Regions from separate parts of the Homo sapiens genome. Here regions 1, 2 and 4 are each linked to region 3. The links are chromatin contacts, found by Hi-C or POLR2A ChIA-PET in ENCODE. All regions are on one chromosome and are shown on one strand. The core of a region is the stretch at or near the end of the contact, and the rest is flanking DNA. Distances in the headings are between cores, read along the strand shown.

Region 1 (4,831 bases), core at 959-3,458, 710 kb before region 3:
TGATCTTCTCCCTGCCCACCTACCATGACTGCAACTCTGTTATTTTTGGTATAATAAATTCATTTCCAGATCTTGCCTACTTTTTTTTTTTTTTTTTTTTGAGATGGAGTCTCGCTCTTGTCACCCGGGCTGGAGTGCAGTGGTGTGATCTCGGCTCACTGCAACCTCCGCCTCTCAGGTTCAAGCGATTCTCCTGCCTCAGTCTCCCAAGTAGCTGGGATTACAGGCGCCCACCACCATACCCTGCTAATTTTTGTATTTTTAGTACAGACAGGGTTTCACCATGTTGACCAGGCTGCTCTCAAACTCCTGACCTCAGGTGATCTGCCTGCCTTGGCCTCCCAAAGTGCTGAGATTACAGGCATGAGCCACTGTGCCTGGCCATGTCCAGGTATTTCTATAGCATTTTAGCCATCCTTTGAGTGTGTGTATACATTTATATATTTATTTATTTATTTATTTAGAGACAGAGTCTCACTCTGTTGCCCAGGCTGGAGTGCAGTGGTGCCATCTCGGCTCACTGCAACCTCCACCTTCCAGGTTCAAGCAATTCTCCTGCCCCCACCTCCCAAGTAGCTGGGAGTACAGGGACCCGCCACCATGCCTGGCTAATTTTTGTCTTTTTAGTAGGGACAGGGTTTCACCATGTTGGCCAGGCTGGTCTCGAACTCCTGACCTCAGGTGATTCGCCTGCCTTGGCCTCCCAAAGTGCTGGGATTACAGGTGTGAGCCACTGCACCCTGCCCTGAGTGTGTATTTTGTATTGTGAGTTTTTTCTTCCATGTTGCTATGTAGGCTTGGTGATCATCATTTATAACAGTGTTCAATGTTTCATTGCACTGAGGATTTTCTAAATGGTTCTCTAACTGTTGTTCATTTCTTCTGTGGGAGGGAACATCCAGTCATCTAACAATGCTCAGCTCACTAATTCCTCTGGCCTGGCATTGCTCTTCCTCCTCCTTCCCTCCCGTGAATGCCTCCTGAGGTAGGTGGGATGACCGTCATTTCACAGTGGGAAGGGACCTTGCGGCCAGCCAAACCACTGGTAGGCAAATGTGACTGTACATCAGGGATCATTGATCCCTCAGCCAAGTACAGATTCCTAGGCCCTGTATCATCTGCCCAATCAGATGGGACAGTATGGAAGGTTTAAAATATGTCCACATATTCTTTGACAATCCTCCCTTCAGAAGGCAGTTGCTAATTCCCCTGTCCTTGAATGTGGACCACAGCACTCTCCTGGATCCCTCATCCTAGGAAAAGATGGCGGCCATGTCATAAGGACACTCAAGCAGCCCTGGAAGAGGCCCATGTTGGGTGGAACTGAGCCCTCCTAGCAGCAGTAGGGTGACCAATCGTTCTGGTTTGTCTAGGACAGTTCCAGTTTTCACACTGAAAGTCCCACATCCTAGGGAACCTCTTAGTCCTAGGCAAACAGAAGTGGGTGCCCATCTAACATCTAGCACCAACTGGCCAGCCATGTGAGTGAGCCACCTTGGAGGAGGCTCCTTCTGCCCCAGCGAAGCCTTCAGATGGCTGCCCCTGACCAACCTCTTGATTGCAGCTTCATGAGAGACTCTGTGCCTAACAGCACAGCTGAGTCACCCAAGAACTCCTGACCTACAGAAAATATGTGGGGTAATAAAGGTTGATCATTGTTTTAAGCCACTGCACTTTGGGGTAATTTATTATGCCACAATATATAAGTAATACACTCAGGAATCTGTATTTTGTCACACTGTTGGGTAATTGGGCTTATGAATCAGCATTTGTGAACCACAGATCTGGTCTTATTCCCTAAAGCAGCACTTTCCAATAGAACTTTCTGCAATGATAGAACAGCCGTGCATCTGTGCTGTGCAATTTGATGGTCACTAGGCAAACGTGGCTATTGAGCATTCAAAATGTGGCTGATATGACTGAGGAACTAACTTTTTAATTTGATTTAATTTTAATAAATTAAACTTGACATTTAAATAGCACATGTGTAGGATTCCATTTATGTAACATTCTTGAAATGACAAAAGTAGGGAGATAGAAAACAGATTAGTGGTTACCAAGGGTTAGGGATGGTGGGAAAAGGGCGGTGGGAGTGACTATAAAAGGATAGCCTGTGGGAGGTCTTTGAGATGCTGGGATAGTTCTGTATCACGATTAGGTGGTAGTTACATAAATCTACACATGTGAGAAAATGGCACAGAACTATACACACACATTGTACTAACATCAACTTCCTGGTTTTGATATTGCGCTACAGTAATGTAAAATGTAACCCCTTGGGAAAACTGGGTGACAGGTACGTGAGACCTCTCTCAACTACTTTTTGCAACTTCCTGGAAATCTATAATTATTTCAATAGAAAAAGGAAAAAGGCCGGGCACGGTGGCTCACACCTGTAATCCCAGCACTTTGGGAGGCTGAGGCTGGTGGATCACCTGAGGTCAGGACTTTGAGACCAGCCTGACCAACATGGAGAAACCCTATCTCTACTAAAAACACAAAATTAGCCGGGCGTGGTGGTGCTTGACTGTAATCCCAGCTACTTGGGAGGATGAGGCAGGAGAATCGCTTGAACCTGGGAGGTGGAGGTCCGCGGTGAGCAAGATCGTGCCATTATACTCCAGCCTGGGCAACAAGAGTGAAACTCCATCTCAAAAAAAAAAAGAGAAAAAAATGTTAATATGAAATAAGCATTACATAGCACATATGGCTAGTGCCCATCATGTTGGACAGGGAGGCCCCAGTAATGCATAGAGCCTTCTGCAAAATCTCCTAGTCATTCAGAACTTCCAGTGGCAGAGAGCTCACCTCCTCACAAGGTTCTGTTTGAAAGCTCTAATAATAAGAAAGCTCAGACCAGCAGGTTTCAGTAAGGGTAGAAAAGTTTTCCCCTCAGCATTCTTTCTTTCTTTCTTTCTTTTTTTTTTGAGATGGAGTCTCACTCTGTCGCCCAAGCTGGAAGCTGGAGTCCAGTGGTGACAGCGATCTCAGCTCACCGCAACCTCCATCTCCCAGGTTCAAGTGATTCTCCTGCCTCAGCCTCCTGAGAATCTGGGATTACAGGCCTCTGCCACCACATCTGGCTAATTTTGTATTTTTAGTAGGGGTTTTTTAGGGGTTTTACCATGATGGTCAGGCTGGTCTTGAACTCCTGACCTCAAGTGATCTGCCCACCTTGGCCTCCCAAAGTGCTGGGATTACAGCCGTGAGCCACTGCTCCCAGCCTCTCTGCAGCTTTCTGTTTGTGCTAGAATCATGAATTATGCCTAGATTTGCTGGAACAAGGCCCCTTCCCTAGGGATCCCAAGGGACCCAACAACAGTAATGTTACAGCTACCACTTCCATTACCATCACTTGCCACTCATGAGACAGACTACAGGGACCTCACACTTTTGCCCTCAGGTGGTCCTGGATGACCACCTGGTGTGGGGATCATTAACCTTGGAAGAAGCCATTTGCAGTCCATTCCAGCTGATCAAGAAAGAACTAAATCCAACATAGGATTTTAGACAGTAAGGAACATTGAAGACCTCCTGGTTTTATCCCTACCTTTCATATATGGGAAAATGAAGACTTAGAGTAAGTCTACAGGGATTAAATTTACTTAGTTAAAAAAAAAATGTGTTACCTGTGGTAGACTAAATACTGACCCCCAAAGATATACAGGTCCTAATCCTCAGAATCTGTGAATGCTGCCTTGTATGGCTTAAGGGACTTTGCTGACACAAAATAAGAATTTTGAAATAGGGAAATTATCCCAGGAGGCCCTAAATGCAATCACAAGTCTGTTTATAAGAGGGAGACAGGAGATTCTATACAGAATGCAATGTGACCAGGAAAGTAAGATGCTACTCTGGGCCGGGTACAGTGGCTCACACCTGTAATCCTAGCACTTTGGGAGGCCGAGGCAGGTGGATTGTCTGAGCTCAGGAGTTCAAGACCAGCCTCAAAACCCCATCTCTACTAAAATACAAAAAATTAGGCCAGGCGCAGTGGCTCATGCCATAATCCCAGCACTTTGGGAGGCTGAGGCAGGCGGATCACTTGAGGTCAGGAGTTTCAGACCAGCCTGGCCAACATGGCGAAACCCCATCTCTACTAAAAATACAAAAATTAGCTGGGAATGGTGGCAGGTGCCTGTAATCCCAGCTACTTGGGAGGCTGAGGCAGGAGAATCGCTTGAACCTGGGAGGTGGAGGTTGCATTGAGCCGAGATTACACCACTGCACTCCAGCCTCGGTGACAGAGCGAGACCCCATCTCAAAAAAAAAAAAAAAAAAGAACAAAAAAATTAGCTGGGTGTGGTGTCATGCACCTGTAGTCCCAGCTACTTGGGAGGCACGAGAATTGCCTGAACCCGGGAGGTGGAGGTTGCAGTGAGCCAAGATTGTGCCACTGCACTCCAGCCTGGGCCACAGAGCGAGACTCTGCCTCACAAAAAAAAAAAAAAAAAAAAGCTACTCTGCTGGCTTTGAAGACACAGGAAGAGACTAAGAGCCAAGGAATGCAAGGAGTACAGCTCTAGAAACTGGAAAAGGCAAGGAAACAGATTCTCTCCTAGAGGCTCAGACAAACCCTGACAAACCTTGGTTCTGGTCAAGTTAAACCATTTCAGACTTGTGGCCCAAGAACAGCAAGACAATGAATGTGTGTGGTTTTAAGCCAATAAATGTATGGTAATTTGTTACAGCAGCAATAGGAAACCAATATATTACCTAACAAATCCACATCTGCACTTACCTTTGACCCACCAACCCACTCCTAGGATTTCACTCTGAAGATACACCTCCAACATTACAAAGCATACATGTGCAAGATTATTCTGTGCAA
Region 2 (5,257 bases), core at 1,631-4,130, 680 kb before region 3:
GAACCAGTGAGGCTGAAATCCACCCCATGCCCTCCAGCTAGAGGAGGACAGAGCACCTTCTTCCAGTTTCCTTGAAGGCACCCTGTGGGCCAACAGCTGTCTGGACTGTACAGACAGTGAGATGGAGAAGGAGCACTGCCCAGGAGCCAGGGGGGCCAGGCCCTAACTCCAACTCTCCCACAGCCCTCCAGATTGCAATGGTCCCAACCCAGCTCTGATGCTGAGCCCGCTCTCAGAGTCCACAGCAGCTCTGGCAGCACCCACAGTGGGCTAGGCCTGGGCTACAGTGAAGAAGGCGCCTTGGGATGCTTCTGCAGGTTAGGGCAACCAGACTAACCAACGTTCTTCAAACAAAAGACTGCTACAGAGTCACTTGCATTTTGGTTTGGGGCCAGAGCTTCTTCCACTGCCTTTTCCTTTCAGGCAGTGCCCTTCTGTGAGCTTGATCATTTGTGAGAACCTTGTTGAGTGAGTCAGCCAGTCCCCTTGCTCAATACCTGGATGTGACACCATCTGTTCCATATCTCTCTTCTTACAGATATTAAATGATGTTAATCATCAATACCAATCAACAGGGTTAAGGACACACTACCCCTAGTGCCTGGGCAGTTTGTTTTTTTTTTTTTTGGCTTTGTTTTTGTTTTTGTTTTTTTGTTTTTTTGAGATGGAGTCTTGCTCTGTTGCTTCAGCTGGAGTGCAATAGCACGATCTCGGCTCACTGCAACCTCCACCTCCCAGGTTCAAGTGATTCTCCCACCTCAGCCTCCCGAGTATCTGGGATTACAGGCACCTGTCATCATGCCCAGCTAATTTTTGTATCTTTGTAGAGACGGGGTTTCACCATGTTGGCCAGGCTGGTCTTGAACTCCTGAGCTCAGGTGATCCGCCCACCTCAGCCTCCCAAAGTGCTGGGATTACAGGGGTGAGCCACTGCATAAGGCCGAATATTTTAAGCTGAAGGAATCTGAGCAACAGCGGGTACAAGCAAGAAGGACTCTCTGACCTTCCCCTGAAGCAGGTCATAACCCCTCATTTGAAAGGCGCCCTCCCTCCACCAGCGGGAAAGGAAGATGCATCTTCTTACCTCTGAAGACAAAGAGAAATCTGAAGGGTCAAGCTTTCCTGGTTTTGCCCAGTTTGCTACTCTGATTGACCTCATTCTCTTTTGTCCTGTCACCTTTTCCCACAACTCTCCACTCTTCATTAAACCTGGTACAAAACGCAGGTTTAACTGTCTTCAGGTCTTCATTTCTCTATGAAGCCTCTTGTGTTATGTAAAACTTTTTTTTTTGAGACAAGGTCTCACTCTGTCACCCAGGCTGGAATGCAGTAGCTTGATCTTGGCTCACTGCAGCCTCGACCTTGCAGGTTCAAGCAATCCTCCCATGCTACCACGCCTGGCTAATTTTTGTATTTTTTTGTAGAGGCAAAGGTCTCTCCATGTTGTCCAGGCTGGTCTCGAACTCCTGGGCTCAAGTGATCCTCCCAAAGTGCTGGGATCACAGGCATGAGTCACCGTGCTCAACCAAAACTTATATTAAATAAGTTTGCATGCTTTTCTCTTGTTAAGCTGTCTTTTGTTATGGGTCCCTGCTGAGAACCTAGAAGGTTAAAAGGAAAGATGCTTCTCCCTCCCCTATTCAGTCCACTTCCTGAGCACTGCCATGGGCCAGGCGCTGTGCTAGGTGCTCTACACACATGCTCATTTAGCCCCGACACCATGCTGTGGGGAGCTACTGTTGCTCCCCCAACTTTGCAAAGTTAAGAAGCAGAAGCCCTGGCCGGGTGCGGTGGCTCATGCCTGTAATCCCAGCACTTTGGGAGGCCGAGGTGGGCCATCACCTGAGGTCAGGAGTTCTAGACCAGCCTGACCAATATGGTGAAACCCTGTCTCTACTAAAAATACAAAATCAGCTGGGCGTGGTGGTGCACGCCTGTAATCCCAGCTACCCGGGAGGCTGAGGCAGGAGAATCCCTTGAACCCAGGAGGTGGAGGTTGCGGTGAGCTGAGATAGCGCCATTGCACTCCAGCCTGGGCAACAAGAGTGAAACTCCGTCTCAAAAAAAAAGAAGAAAGAAATAAAAGAAACAGAAGCCCCAAATACCACAGTGCATAACTGAGCAGGGTTTGAATTCAGATCAGACTGACTCCAAATCCAGGCCCTGCTAACACCACTTTCTTTTTAAATGAGGAAAATGAAGCATGGAGTGGCCATGCCACTCGCCTGGTCACCCAGCAAGTCAGCAAAAAGATGGCTTTCAGTTCCTTCTGAAAAGCCCTCCATTCTACAAACAACCCCCTTCCAACCCGCACCCACCATGCCTGGGGATACTCTGCATTTTGTCAGTTTGCTGTGGGTCAATGGACCCATTGCCCAACCCTCCATCATTGTCTAGGGCTCCTGTGAGCCGTGCCAGGGGCAGGCGCCAGGAAGGAGGATCCTGCAGGAGGAAGCACTGAGCGCAGCCTGCATGGAGTCAGACCCGGAGGACCTCACCCCAGGGCAGCTGCTCTGGGAGGAAGCCTGGGGGGAAACAGAACAGGTTATGGACACCCCATCCTGTCCCCCTCAGCCCCATTCCGGGCCATTCCACATTGCATGGGTGGGACTTTCTCTCCAGCCTCCACTTTGCTGGGCAACTTAGTTAGCATCTCTGTGCTACCCAGTCAGGGCAGCCCACCCATACGGCAGTCAACCAGCGCCTGCCTTCACCTAGGGAAGATGCCTTTTTCCCTAAACCACAAGTCAACAAGTCAGAAACAGGGCTTCTTTCCATTCTCTATCTTTATGGTGGATTCCTCCCAGAGCTGGCATTTACTCCTACTCATTAAAAATGCAAAGAACCAAGTACAGCAACAGAGAAGTCTTACGTTATGACTTCCTGTGGGTTACAGGCCAGAGGAGGGAACAATCAGCTCCTTTGTTGTGCAAGCTGCTGTTTGTCACTGACAATGGCATTCTTAAGGAATTATGATATTAAGGATTTAATAACCATTTGGTATAAGCAGTAAAACATTTCAATTATGGCGTTTCTGGAAAGTACTGTCCTCATCTGTTGCAGGAATTTACAAGGTGTCTTTTAATTAAGTCGGTTCTAAATGAGACACCTTCTCAGTGTGGTAATTTTTTGAATGAAACTGCCCTGAAGTACTAATTAGTTTGTTTTTAATGCTTGATTTACTCTGCCAGCATGGTGGCTAGGGCGGGGCTGCCCTGCTGGAACTGGATGAATCTCCAGCAGGCAGGAACAAGGTGCAGCGGCTCAGGGCTCTCCTGGCTGGAGAAATGGAGGTAGTTCATTTCACCCTGGCAAGCTTCTAGACTCTCCCTGTTGAGAACTGACCATAGTCTGTCTTTCTTTTCTTTTCTCTTTTATTTTCCTTTCTTTCTTCCTTCCTTCCTTTTTTTTTTTTTTTTTCTTTTGATGGAGTCTCGCTCTGTTGCCCAGGCTGGAGTGCAGTGGTGCCATCTTATGTCACTGCAACCTCTGCCTCCCAGGTTCAAGCAATTCTCCCCCTCAGCCTCCGGAGTAGCTGTAATTACAGGCGCCCATCGTCATGCCTAGCTAATTTTTTTGTATTTTTGTACAGACAGGATTTCACCATGTTGGCCAAGCTGGTCTTGAACTCCTGACCTCAGGTGATCCGCCCACCTTGGCCTCCCAATGTGCTGAGATTACAGGTGTGAGCCACCTCGCCCAACTGGACCACAGTCTTTCAGCCAAACTGGGAAGTGCCTCAGTTACTGGCCCTCCTCCTGATTAACCTGACGAACCACTTACCACAGGAAGCGGCGACTGAGCTGCCTGGGAATGTGGTTACTGCCCCATTGCTAGAGGTGGCGAGCAGAGGGCATTTGGGCATCAGGTAGGCAAGTGGGCTAGGTGACCTCAGAGGTCCGTCCCCACCCAGTGTAACTCTGGTCGTTCCTTTATTGTTCAGTCATATGTCGATCACCAGACATTGATTGAGTCCCCTCTCTGTGCACATAAACGGAAAGCAAAGAAGGCAGGATGGCTGCCCTGGTGGTGCCCACAGCTCAGCTGCATGGGGTGGGGATGCTGGATAGACAGAGTGGGAAGCAGCCACAAAGGAGACAGGCTGGCAGCTCTGGGAGATGGGGCAGGTGGCCCCCAGGAAGCCACAGGGGTGGGGTGTAGGGTGGATATGGGATGTCTGTTTCTTAGGAATGGCAGTTGGACCCCGCTGTGGTGGCTATGGGGTGATTTGATCTGAGGAAGGGGGGCATGGGAAGAGTTTTCAGCCTTGGAGGAGATTTCCCCGTGTCTCAGGCGTGCACAAATACATGTACATGCATTCTGGTCCTCGTGACATGTGAGGACAAGTGCTTATTTTGTTTGTTTGTTTGTTTGTTTGTTTTGAGATGGAGTCTCGCTCTGTCACCCAGGCTGGAGTGCAGTGGCGCGATCTCGGCTCACTGCAAGCTCCGCCACCCGGGTTCTTGTCATTCTCCTGCCTCAGTCTCCCAAGTAGCTGGGACCATAGGCGCCCGCCACCACGCCCCGCTAATGTTTTTTTTTTTTTTTTTTTTTTTTTTTTTTTAGTAGAGACAGGGTTTCACCGTGGTCTTGATCTCCTGACCTCAGGTGATCCGCCCGCCATGGCTTCCCAAAGTGCTGGGATTACAGGCGTGAGCCACCGCGCCCGGCTGCTTATTTTGTTTTTAATTGTCTTTTTTTCTTTAAAAGTAAATACATGCCTGTAAACTATATAGATTAAAAAGTGAAAGTCTCCCATTATCTCAATTGTTATCAGCCCCTTCCAGAGACAAGCACCATTAACATCCTTCCAGACCTTTCCTATGGGCGTGCAAGCACACATGCATTCACACACAGAGAGAACTTGCTTACCTAAATAGATCATATTAAATCCAGAGATTGGCCAGGCGCGGTGGCTCACGCCTGTAATCCCAGCACTTTGGGAGGCTGAGGCAGGTGAATCACCTGAGGTCAAGAGTTTGAGACCAGCCTGGCCAATATGGTGAAACCCCATCTCTACTAAAAAGATACAAAAAGTAGCTGGACGTGGTGGCATGCACCTGTAATCCCAGCTACTCGGGAGGCTGAGGCAGGTGAATTGCTTGAACCGGGGAGGCAGAGGTTGCAGTGAGCCGATATAGCACCATTGCACTCCAGCCTAGGCGACAACAGTGAAACTCCGTCTCAAAAAAAAAAAAAAAAAAAAAAAGATCTAGGGGTCTGTGATTTATTTTTACCTTACAAGATATGATTTTTG
Region 3 (5,341 bases), core at 1,788-4,287:
TTTTTTTTCTAGAGACGAGGTCTCACTATGTTACCCAGGCTGGTCTTGAACTCCTAAGCTTAAGCAGTCCTCCCACCTTGGCCTCCCAAAGCGTTGGGATTACAGGTGTGAGCCACTGCGCCTGGACTCTTTTTTTTTGTTTTTCTGAGACAGAGTTTCACTCTGTCGCCCAGGCTAGAGTGCAGTGGTGCAATCTCAGCTCACTGCAACCTCTGCCTCCTGGGTTTGAGTGATTCTCCTGCCTCACCCTCCCGAGTAGCTGGGATTACAGGTGTGTGCCACCATGCCTGGCTAATTTTTGTATTTTTAGTGGAGATGGGTTTCATCATGTTGGCCAGGTTGGTTTCGAACACCTGACCTCAAGTGATCCACCCACCTCAGCCTCCCAAAGTGCTGGGATTAAAGGTGTGAGCCACCGCACCTGGCCTCCCGATCTCTTTTCTTTGTTTTTAAATAGAGAAGGGGGTCTCACTATGTTGCCCAGGTCAGTCTTGAGCTCCTTGCCACAAGTGATCCTCCTGCCTGGACCTCCCACATGCCAGCCCAGACATTTTTTATAATTCTGTTCAAGTTCAGTTATACGGCTTCCTCAGTTTCAAGGAGGAATGAAATATTACTTGGAAATAATTTGCTTGATGCTTATATCATTGAATATAACACTATAATTCTAATTTAGCTCCTCAAACCCTTTCTGGAACCGTCTTGATTGATCAGGGCTGTGCCTCATCAAATTCTGCACATTTGTTACTATTTGACAGTTATTTCCATTATTTTCAGTTGTGTGTAAAATTGTTTTAAGGAAGTCTAGGGCTCAGAGATCTATGTCTGTGCAGATATGCAGAAGAACTTCCTCTAATACTTTAAAATTATTAACTAGTGGATGTCCCTGGGATTTAACTTTCATCCAATCAAGGGTGAAAGTTCAGTCTGTATATTCTTTGAGCTCCTTATGTTGTTGAATCCAAACCGAAGTTTCTTTTGTTTTCACTTCTTTTTCAGTATTAATATAAATATAGTATTTTATTATCTTCTAAGTGGTATTTCACCCACTTCCTTATTTTGAGGGTGATTGTGTGGCAGGCTTAGTTGCAGGGGGCCCACCCAGTAAGCTGCTTCAAAACCCTCCTCAGCCTCAGGTGTGAACTGGCCATGCTCCCTGTTAGCAAGGGTTGATGGATTCAATTCCTTCATTCATCTAATCATTCACTTAGTAAGTCATTACTGAATGCCAAGGCTGCATTATGACTTTCAAGGGCCCTAAGCTCTTTTGCCTTTGTGGCTCCTTCCTGCCTGAAAACATACTTAAAATTATATTTTATGACTGTATTGCTATTAATGATGACTATAATCCAGACTGGATCCATTACAATATAGCAAATATATTATTTTTTTCTGAAAAAACTTTTTTGAGATGGGGTCTCACTGTGTCACCCAGTCTGGAGTGCAGTGGCCCGATCATTGCTCACTGCAGCTTCAACCTCCCCAGGATCAGGTGATCCTCCCACCTTAGCCTCCCAAGTAGCTGGGACCACAGGCACACGCCACCAAGCCCGACTAATTTTTGTATTTTTAGTACAGTCAGGGTTTTGCCACGTTGGCCAGACTGGTCTCGAATTCCTGGCCTCAAGTGATCCACCCATCTCAGCCCTCACAAAGTGCTGGAATTACAGGCATGAGCCACCGCGCCCAGTCATTTGTTCTGATTTTATTTTATTTATTTCTTTTATATATGTATTTTTGAGACGGAGTCTCCCTCTGTCGCCCAGGCTGGAGTGCAGTGGCATGATCTCGGCTCACTGCAATTTCTGCCTCCCAGGTTCAAGCGATTCTCCTGCCTCAGCCTCCCAAGTAGCTGGGATTACAGGTGCATGCCACCAGGTCAGGCTAATTTTTGTATTTTTAGTAGAGACGGGGTTTTGCCATATTGGCCAGGCTGGTCTCGAACTCCTGACCTCAGGTGATCCGCCTGCCTCGGCCTCCCAAAGTTAGGATTACAGACGTGAGCCACCGCTCCCGGCCTTTTTGTTTTTTTCTTTTCTTTTCCTTTTTTTTTTTTGAGACGGAGTCTCGTTCTGTCGCCCAGGCTGGAGCATCTTTAGCATGCGAGGTGGTCATGAACGACAAGGAGAAAAAACAAGGTGAAGGGGAATGGGGAGTGTTGGCAATTTAGATAGAATGTGCACGAAAGGTTTCAATGGGAAATTCTAATTTGAATAAAAACGCACAAAACGCGAGGAAAGCCTAGGAACACATCAGCCGTATACTTTGCCGTAGAGAAGTTAAGGATGAGGAACAGGCACCAAGAACAAATCCCAGCGTAAGGCTCCCTTTAAGTGCGGCTCCCAGGGTTACGTATTCCCATTGCCTACAGGCGAGGCCGCGGGTCTGTAAACAAGCGACTGCCGCTGCAACCTCCATTTTGCTTCCTGGCACCAAATCTAGGCTGACCTACTTACTGCCATCCCTTTCCCACTCCCGGTTTTCTTTTCTTTCTTTTTTTTTTTCTCGAGACAGAGTCTCGCTCTGTAGCCCAGGCTGGAGAACAGTGGCGCGATCTCGGCTCACTGCAACCTCCGCCTCCTGGGTCCAAGAGATTCTCCTGCCTCAGCCTCCCGAGTAGCTGGGATTACAGGCGCGCGCCACCCCGCCCGGCTAAGTTTTTGTATTTTTAGTAGAGACGGGTGGGGGGAGGGGGGAGGGGGTCACCATGTTGGCCAGGCTACTCTCGAAATCGTGACCTCGTGATCCGCCCGCCTCGGCCTTCCAAAGTGCTAGGATTACAGGCGTGAGCCACCACTCCCGGCCCTGGGTGCTGGTTTTCTTCACCTCCGAGTGAACAGCAGAGGGGGCTGTTGGGTGAGGGCCAGAAGAGTTGGGGAGGCACGAGGGCGTCCAGCGCTGCCCTCACTCAAGATGGCGGCCAGAGCCTCGCGCTTGGTCGCGTGGGGCGGTGCGTGAGTGCTTAGCTCACAGGCTCCGGGACCGCGCTCGGGGGCGGGTCTATAGTGGGAAGGGGACGCGCGCCCTGCGGCCCGGCCTCTAGTCATCGCCCTCGCAGCGGCGGCCAACATCACCGCCACTGCCACCCCTCCCAGACTGTGGACGGGAGGATGGAGTCGATGGCCGTCGCTACCGACGGCGGGGAGAGGCCGGGGGTCCCAGCGGGCTCAGGTCTGTCGGCTTCCCAGCGTCGGGCGGAGCTGCGTCGGAGAAAGCTGCTCATGAACTCGGAACAGCGCATCAACCGGATCATGGGCTTTCACAGGCCCGGGAGCGGCGCGGGTAAGAGCCTCGATTTCCCCTCAGTCTCCCGCCCATCACCTTGAATCTTCAGGGTCATTCTTCCCTCTCCCACCTCCACTCCTCTGACCTTTTTGACCAAGCCTTGCTCTTTGATTTCCTCTCTGTCCCGCCCCTTCGGTGATATCCCAAGTTCTCATCCCTGAACCCCAGGATGTTCCTAGTCGCTCCCCTCAATTTTCCCGGGGCCTCGCCGTGAGATTTTCCCCACCCTGCCTGCAGAGCTCTCACTCCCTCTTCCCAGTTACGTTGAACAGCCCCTTTTTTCCTTAGCCACTCCTCGCCTTTCTTGAAGGGCGCACGTTGTATCCCCAGACTGTCATGTCTACTGCTCCCCTTAGGAAGATGGCTTTCCTTCTTAAGGTTCCAAGTGCTTTTCCTTACAGTGCCTTCTCTAGCGTCTACCTTCTTTTGCCTTTTGCTGTGTAACTCCTGTCCGCCCACATCAGCCTGTCTTTACTGAACTGCCCGCTAGTTCATCCTACGTGTATCAGGGACTCTTGTGCTCATATCCTAGTGTTTGTGTTCAGTGCCGTCAACACTGTCACCTACGGGCCGGCTAGAAAAGGTGGGAAAAGTGAGAGTGAGCATTCTTCAGAGACCCAGCAAGTGCGAAGTGCACACCTGAGAGTTTCCTCTCCTCATGAGGGGATATTGTTGTGATTGATGTCTGGAGCTGCATTTCTAAGGAGAGCGCCTCCTTCCTCCCCCAAACACATGTCCAATGATTTTCTTTAAAAAAAATTTATTTCACGTGAGTATAATTGAGCAATTAGCGCGCCCTAGTGTTATCTAAGTTTCCAGTGTTTCCTTTAGTAATTGGCCTTTAGTCACTGGTCGCAAGCTCCTTATATCTTTGTGACTTTTGTTCTGTAAGGCTTTAGGTGTATAGCTCTGAACTTTTAGGCAGTTCAAATGAGAGGTAAGAAAACCATTTCAAATTCTTCTAGAACAATAGAAGAAACATTTTTCTATCGGGCTATTTATTCTTAAAGCATTATTTATGATCTTACCTGAGGTACTTTCTATATTTTGTTCTTTTGCTTTGAAAATTTTATGTCTTTAAAGGTTGTTTTATTTTTTGAGACAGGGTCTCCCTCTGTAGGCCAGGCTGGAGTGCAGTGGCATGATCATAGCTTACTGCAGCCTCAAACTCCTGGGCTTAAGCAATCCTGCTACCTCAGCCTCCGGAGTAGCTAGGACCACAGGTGTACACCACCATGCCTGGCTAATTTAAAAAAAAATTGTGTGTGTGGAGATGGGGGGGTCTCACTATGTTTCCTAAGCTGGTCTGGAACTTCTGGGCTCAAGTGATCCACCAGCCTTGGCTTCCAAAAGTGCTGGGCTTACAGGATTACAGGTGTGAGCCATTGTGCCTGGCCTTTTTTTTAAAACAAAAACAAAAACAAAACCCCAGAGTAGTGTCTTAAAACTGCTGAAGTGCCTACTAATGGCTGCCTGACTACATAAACAGTAGCTTTGGGATATGCCACACCCTATGCTCATAGGGCACTGGATTCAGAAATCTAATTTTAAAATATAGATTTTAAAAGGCTTTACTGATTTTATATTTTTAACCAAATAAGCTAAGGCAGGCAATGCAATCATACATCTGGGATATATTATCCATAAAAAGTTGGTCTTTTCAGCTTGCTCCATCTCTGAATATCTTTCCCAGTTTGTCTACTAATCTTATCTCCTACCCACAAAGTTTGGGTTATTTCCTCTGCAGAATATTCATTTTGGGTGATACATTTTGAGGGTGTAGAGGAAGAATCCAGCTTTTTTCTTTTTTTTGTTTTGAGATGGAGTCTCACTCTGTCGCCAGGCAGATGCAGATGGAGTGTAGTGGCGCAGTGTCTGCAACCTCCTCCCCCCGGGTTTCAAGTGATTCTCCTGCCTCAGCCAGAGTAGCTGGGACTATAGGCAGCTGGGACTACAGACACACGCCACCACACCCAGCTAATTTTTGTATTTTTAGTAGAGACGGGGTTTCACCATGTTGGCTAGGATGGTCTCAATCTCTTGACCTCATGATCCG
Region 4 (4,729 bases), core at 1,319-3,818, 660 kb after region 3:
GGGGGCTACGTGGGGCCTTTTGCACTGATTTTACAACAGCTACTTGCCTGCCTTCTCCCAAAGTCAGCTCCCCCAAGGTAGGGGCTAGGCATTTCTTAATCACGGCTGTGTCCCCAGTGCCTGAACAGGAGCTGATTCTCAGGAAATCTTTATGGAAAGACTCTGAGACACTGACCTGACAGGTTTGGTCCAAGCAAACAAGCTATACAACTCTTTGGAATGAAGAGTTGACTCACTCAGGCTCACTTGTAAGCACTGAGGCAGGGCCCAAAAGACCTCTAAACCTACAGAATATGGGAAGGACCCACAGAGATCTGGGCCCCAATCACTCCTGCCCCTTCCCAGCCCATGTTCTAGGAATGGGGCTCTGAAAAGGCTGTCACAAATCCTTGGGGACACTCAAATAAAACCAGAGGCTGTTGCAGTTCTGATGAACAACACATATAGAGTCTTGTTGGGTTCTTCGGCTTGAGGTTTTCAGTTTATGCTTTTATTTAAATAAATCTCCTTTAGGTGACTTGGGGCCGCATTAGCTCTGAAGGCAGGTCCCAGAACACATGCCCTCTGAGCTTCTCAGTGGGGAAGGAATGCGAGGCGCTCCTCAAGTTCGCCTCTCTCAGGGACCAGAAGAAACATCAGATGGAGATGTGTCACTCCCTGACACTGGCCCATTTGGTAAAAACTAAACCAGTGGCATGGTTGTATACTAGAATGTCACATGTGAAGTTCCAGACAATTCTTAAAGTTTAATAAAATGTGAGTTAAATTATGCCTCCTTCTAAAGGCCTGCCTCAAACAATTTTCATTTAGACAACCCTCTTAATGCCTTATCTAGGGATCAGCATTAACAATGGTGACAGATCGAAGCCAAAGAACAGACTGGAAAGATTTCTCTCTCCTTGTAAAACTAGAAGGGGGAAGAATTTGAAGTCTTTCAAGAGTTTTGTTGTGTTTAAGAAAAAATAAGTTTGAAAACATACTCATCCTCATCAGAGAGTCTCTTGTGCAAGACTGAGATGCTGCTGCCCAACTCTAGTTAAATGTGTACAATGGGTATTAATTCCAGTTGCAGGCAAGAGGTGTCCATTTCAGAGTTAACACCTCTGACAACAGGCTAGTAGCCTAAAGGTGGCCTGCAGTAGGTGAATTCCACCTAATTTACAACTCGAGTCTCCCATTCAAACCTAAGACTGTTAAAAAATGCCCGACTCCCTGGAGCAGGGAGCTTTGGAACAAAACACTTCCCTTACCCCCTACTTTAACGGTAAAACCTCAAACCACAAAGGTGGAAGAAAAGAGGGAAGCTAGCAGGAGTGCCCCCTCTAATTGTCTATTCTTATGTGCTGTTTACTGGGTCATTAAAATCTTACAAGGCCTTTATAGTCATTGTAATTGTTGAATTCAAGGTTTGTCCCAGTTGTTTGTACAGAAGTCTCTCACTTTGAAACTCAGAAACATTTCCCCTAACATCTTGTCTAAAAGAACCTTTCAAGCAATGTACTGACCAACTCCTTGAGTGATCTGTGGCCCCTGCAGGAGTGGGGGTAGGGAGCGCCATGTCGCACACCTGTTGTCAGGTGACACTGCCAGCAGCATCCTGCACACTCACCTCCCCACTCCACCCCACCCCCAGCGAGGCTCTTTCCTGCTGGCCTTCTCCACCCGGGGAAGCCTACAGCCTTCCGGAGTTACCTTTTAAAAAAAGCAAACCCTTCCTACCACAAAGCAAACAAAAGGCTGATACCGAGACAATCGGGAGCAGCGGGGGTTCCCGTGGCCCCTCTCCAGCCCATCCTTGGACCACTCCCCAACCCGGTCCCCCGCACCAGCCCGGCTTCAATCCCGCGAGTAGCCCCCGCCTTCCCCTCCCTGCAGATAGCGAGCCAGACGCCTACACCTCGGCCCCCCGGGGCTCGGGCCCGACTTATTGTGCCGGGGCCGGCAACTCGCGGGCCGGCGGGGGCCTCACCAAGTACAACTCTGCTCACAGCAGCTCCCGGGTGCCCAGGCCCAGACTGCCTAGCCAGCGCCGCGGGGCCTCCTGCGGCCTCGGGCCTGGCCCGTGAGCCCGCCCCAGGAAGGGTCGCCAGGGTAGGCGCCAGCACCGCTTTTTTCCCACAAAAGCGCCCAGGCGCGGGCAGGGGGATGCGTTTCGAAGAGAAGTTGGTTTCCAGGTTTCTTTTTTGAACAAAACCAAAGGGAATCCCGCGCGGCCCGACAAGGCCTGGGAGGACGTAGTGCACGCGCGAGGACCCGGCGTGGGCCACACCGAACCCGGCGGCCCGAGCCCGGCCCGCACCACACCGGTGCGCGCCAGGCCGGGCCGCTCCCGGGCACCCGCGGCCGGACCCGAGCGGCGGGGACAGGGAGTGCGGCAAGGGGGCCCGCGCGGCACTTACGCGGCGGCTCGGTGGCGGCGGCGGCAGCTGCAAGGTGTCTCGGCCTGAGCCCTCCTGGCCGCTCGCGCCTTTTCTCTCCGCGCTCCTCGCTGGCCCGCCCGCCTCTTCGCTTCCCGCCCGCGCGGCCCGCGCTCTCCCCCTCCGCCCGGCGCCGCTGCCGAGTGAACTGGAACCAGTCCTCGCGGCCGGCTTCCCACAATGCACAGCGCGCCGCTCGTCACATCCCTTCGCGGCCCCGAGCGTCCGGCCTCCGCGCCCGTGCCGCCCGGCGCCCCGGCCTTGACCCCGGGCCCGCGCCCTACCCGTTGACGCCGGCCGCTCTGCGCCCAGGCACCAGCCCGCACCCCGGACGCGAGGTCTGACCCATGACCCCGGGGACGCCCAGAGCCCAGTCCTTGGGAAGGGCCAGGCCCCTGGAGAGGAGCTTCTTCAGGGCGCGTCCCAGACTCTGCGTCTCGAGTGAACGCCTACTGTGTGCCTGGCTCTGAGCACGGGACTGTCGCTGCCACGGCATCTTTAGGAACCTTCCCACTAACCCAGTGGGAAGGCACAATGGCTGTTACCAGCGATCGCTCTTCCCTCCCCAGTCAATGCCAACTCCCCCCTGCCCCGCCTCAGAGACCCCGCTGTCTTTAGATACAGGCCACCGCCAAGCCCTGGTCTGCCCCAAGATCAATTACTGCGCACCCGGTTCCCCTGGGGTCCTTCAGTTAATCCTCCTCACCCCGAAGTCTGGAACCTGCCTTGCACATGGAAGCGGTTAGCTACTTCGCTTCAGCAAAAGTTCACTTTCGGACCCAAGTTGGGAATTACTAATGTAGACAGTGATTCCTTATCATCACACACGTTTTTTAAAAACTGCGGACAGGCCGAAAGAGGAGGAGCCGCCACAAAGCCCGCCACGTCTTCCTAAATTGGTTTACCGCCTGAAGGCATTGGTGCCCCATCCCGGGTACTTAAATGGGGGCCTGCCCTCTACTCCCCTCCCTCCAAAGTGTGGAGCCGGAAGCCACTTCTCCATCCAGCTGTGAACTAAATTTGGATAATAATACACATCCCTCAGGGTTGATGTGAAGTTTAAAGTGCCGCTACTGGGGATTATGGAGGTAATTAGAGACCCCCACCCCCACCCCCCAGTCCTCAGGCTGCGCGGGAATCGCAGCGGCAGTAACCTCCACCTCACCGGGATGCTTTACACCTTACTTTAAGAGTTTGCAAAACAATGTCCAATACCTGCCATTCATGCATTCGTTAATTCGATTAAGTACTGAGAACGTATTTTGTGTCATACATCGATTTGGGTGCTGGATATGAAACAGCCAAGAGAACAGGCAGAAATCTCTGCCCTCCTGTAGTTTGCAGTCTCGTGGGGGAAAGACAGACAAACGGGAGAATGTGTCAGAGGGTCTCCATGGGGTGGAGAAAAATAAGGCGGAGAAGGGGAATAGGAAGTGTGAGATAAGAGTGAGGCTCAAATACAAGAGAAGGCCTCTATGAGAAAGTAACATTTAAAGCCTGAAGAAATTGAGGGAGCAAGCCGTGTGGATGTCTGGGGAAGAACTGCGCCGAGCATGAGGAATAGCAAGTGCAAAGGCTGGGGTAGGAGTGTGTCCAAAATAGTCAAGACAGAGCGAGTGTGAGGTTGGAGTAGAATGGGTGAAGGGGAAAGTAACAGGAGATGAAGCTGGAAAAATGATGATGCTTATGATGCTTCTGGTCCCAAAACAAAGCATTATGGTTCTATGAGGATCTCCCGAAGAAAAGATGTCAGGAAAGGTGCAGAGACCCTCCCCCACACACCACATTGTTGTTCCATCCTTCTCTGTGCCTTTGGGCAAGGACTCTCCGTTCTGTAGGGACCACCAGGTGGAATTAAAGTCTACACTCCTCCAAGAGCTGATCTTGGGGCGGCCCCACCTCCATGCCCCTCTACAGCGTGCCATTCTCATAGAACACACTAGGACCTTTGTCCTCTGGAGCTGTTCAGTGCAGCAGCTCTGACCTCATCCTTCTCCAGAAGCCTCCACCTTCTCTCCCCTCTCTCCTCCTGCGCTTTGTGTGTCCTGTTCTTCCACTTCGGTGACCTGTCTCCTCCCCTAATCTGGCTCAGAGAGGGGTACCAGCTGCTGCTGCTGCTATTGCTTCTTCTTCTGTTAAAGGTTTTTTATTTTTTTCCAATGACAAAGCTATGCTCATTCTGAAAACATGAAAAATAAAAATGCTCAAAAAATAAAACTCACTCTACATTCATTGCTAGGAGAGAACAGCCTGCTCCCATTCCAGCCTTTTTATCTATATCCACTTAACATTAAACATACAGAGTTTCTACT

What was found. Hi-C counts contacts between places; a loop is a spot of excess contacts on that map. ChIA-PET counts read pairs that join two places held with the same protein, here RNA polymerase II (POLR2A). Pooled maps may share reads with other maps.
Region 1: a pooled map shows a loop between it and region 3 (1.9-fold over the local background). The contact joins the enhancer-like site here to the promoter of CAMLG in region 3. A Hi-C loop is called at or near these places in 6 of 50 pooled maps. POLR2A ChIA-PET finds 5 or more read pairs at or near these places in 3 of 52 experiments (CD4-positive, alpha-beta T cell, OCI-LY7 and activated CD4-positive, alpha-beta T cell).
Region 2: POLR2A ChIA-PET joins it to region 3 with 14 read pairs in activated naive CD4-positive, alpha-beta T cell. The contact joins the enhancer-like site here to the promoter of CAMLG in region 3. A Hi-C loop is called at or near these places in 2 of 50 pooled maps. POLR2A ChIA-PET finds 5 or more read pairs at or near these places in 3 of 52 experiments (activated T-cell, activated naive CD4-positive, alpha-beta T cell and common myeloid progenitor, CD34-positive).
Region 4: a map of naive thymus-derived CD4-positive, alpha-beta T cell shows a loop between it and region 3 (19-fold over the local background). The contact joins the promoter of MACROH2A1 here to the promoter of CAMLG in region 3. A Hi-C loop is called at or near these places in 1 of 168 maps with a recorded cell type or tissue (naive thymus-derived CD4-positive, alpha-beta T cell), 1 of 37 single-sample maps with no recorded cell type and 11 of 50 pooled maps. POLR2A ChIA-PET finds 5 or more read pairs at or near these places in 1 of 52 experiments (activated naive CD4-positive, alpha-beta T cell).

Annotation. Positions count from the first base shown.
Region 1 is chr5:134,027,688-134,032,518 of GRCh38, forward strand. It overlaps a transcript of VDAC1 not described here. Among named protein-coding and RNA genes, the nearest start is that of VDAC1, 25 kb to the left of the region's middle. RefSeq lists an enhancer at 2,974-3,073. Within about 2 kb of position 2,209, at least 2 of the 41 ENCODE cell types and tissues checked have a DNase peak (open chromatin) inside an H3K27ac peak, as active enhancers do.
Region 2 is chr5:134,051,056-134,056,312 of GRCh38, forward strand. It overlaps a transcript of VDAC1 not described here. Among named protein-coding and RNA genes, the nearest start is that of VDAC1, 49 kb to the left of the region's middle. RefSeq lists an enhancer at 759-1,334. Within about 2 kb of position 2,881, at least 9 of the 41 ENCODE cell types and tissues checked have a DNase peak (open chromatin) inside an H3K27ac peak, as active enhancers do.
Region 3 is chr5:134,735,511-134,740,851 of GRCh38, forward strand. It overlaps CAMLG (calcium modulating ligand), which reads left to right and starts at 3,038. Exons shown (of 4, transcript NM_001745.4): 1 at 3,038-3,282. The coding sequence starts at 3,111. RefSeq lists an enhancer at 2,626-2,675.
Region 4 is chr5:135,396,663-135,401,391 of GRCh38, forward strand. It overlaps MACROH2A1 (macroH2A.1 histone), which reads right to left and starts at 2,569. Exons shown (of 9, transcript NM_138610.3): 1 at 2,400-2,569. RefSeq lists silencers at 1,905-1,964, 2,275-2,444, 2,455-2,914 and enhancers at 2,815-3,320, 3,321-3,826.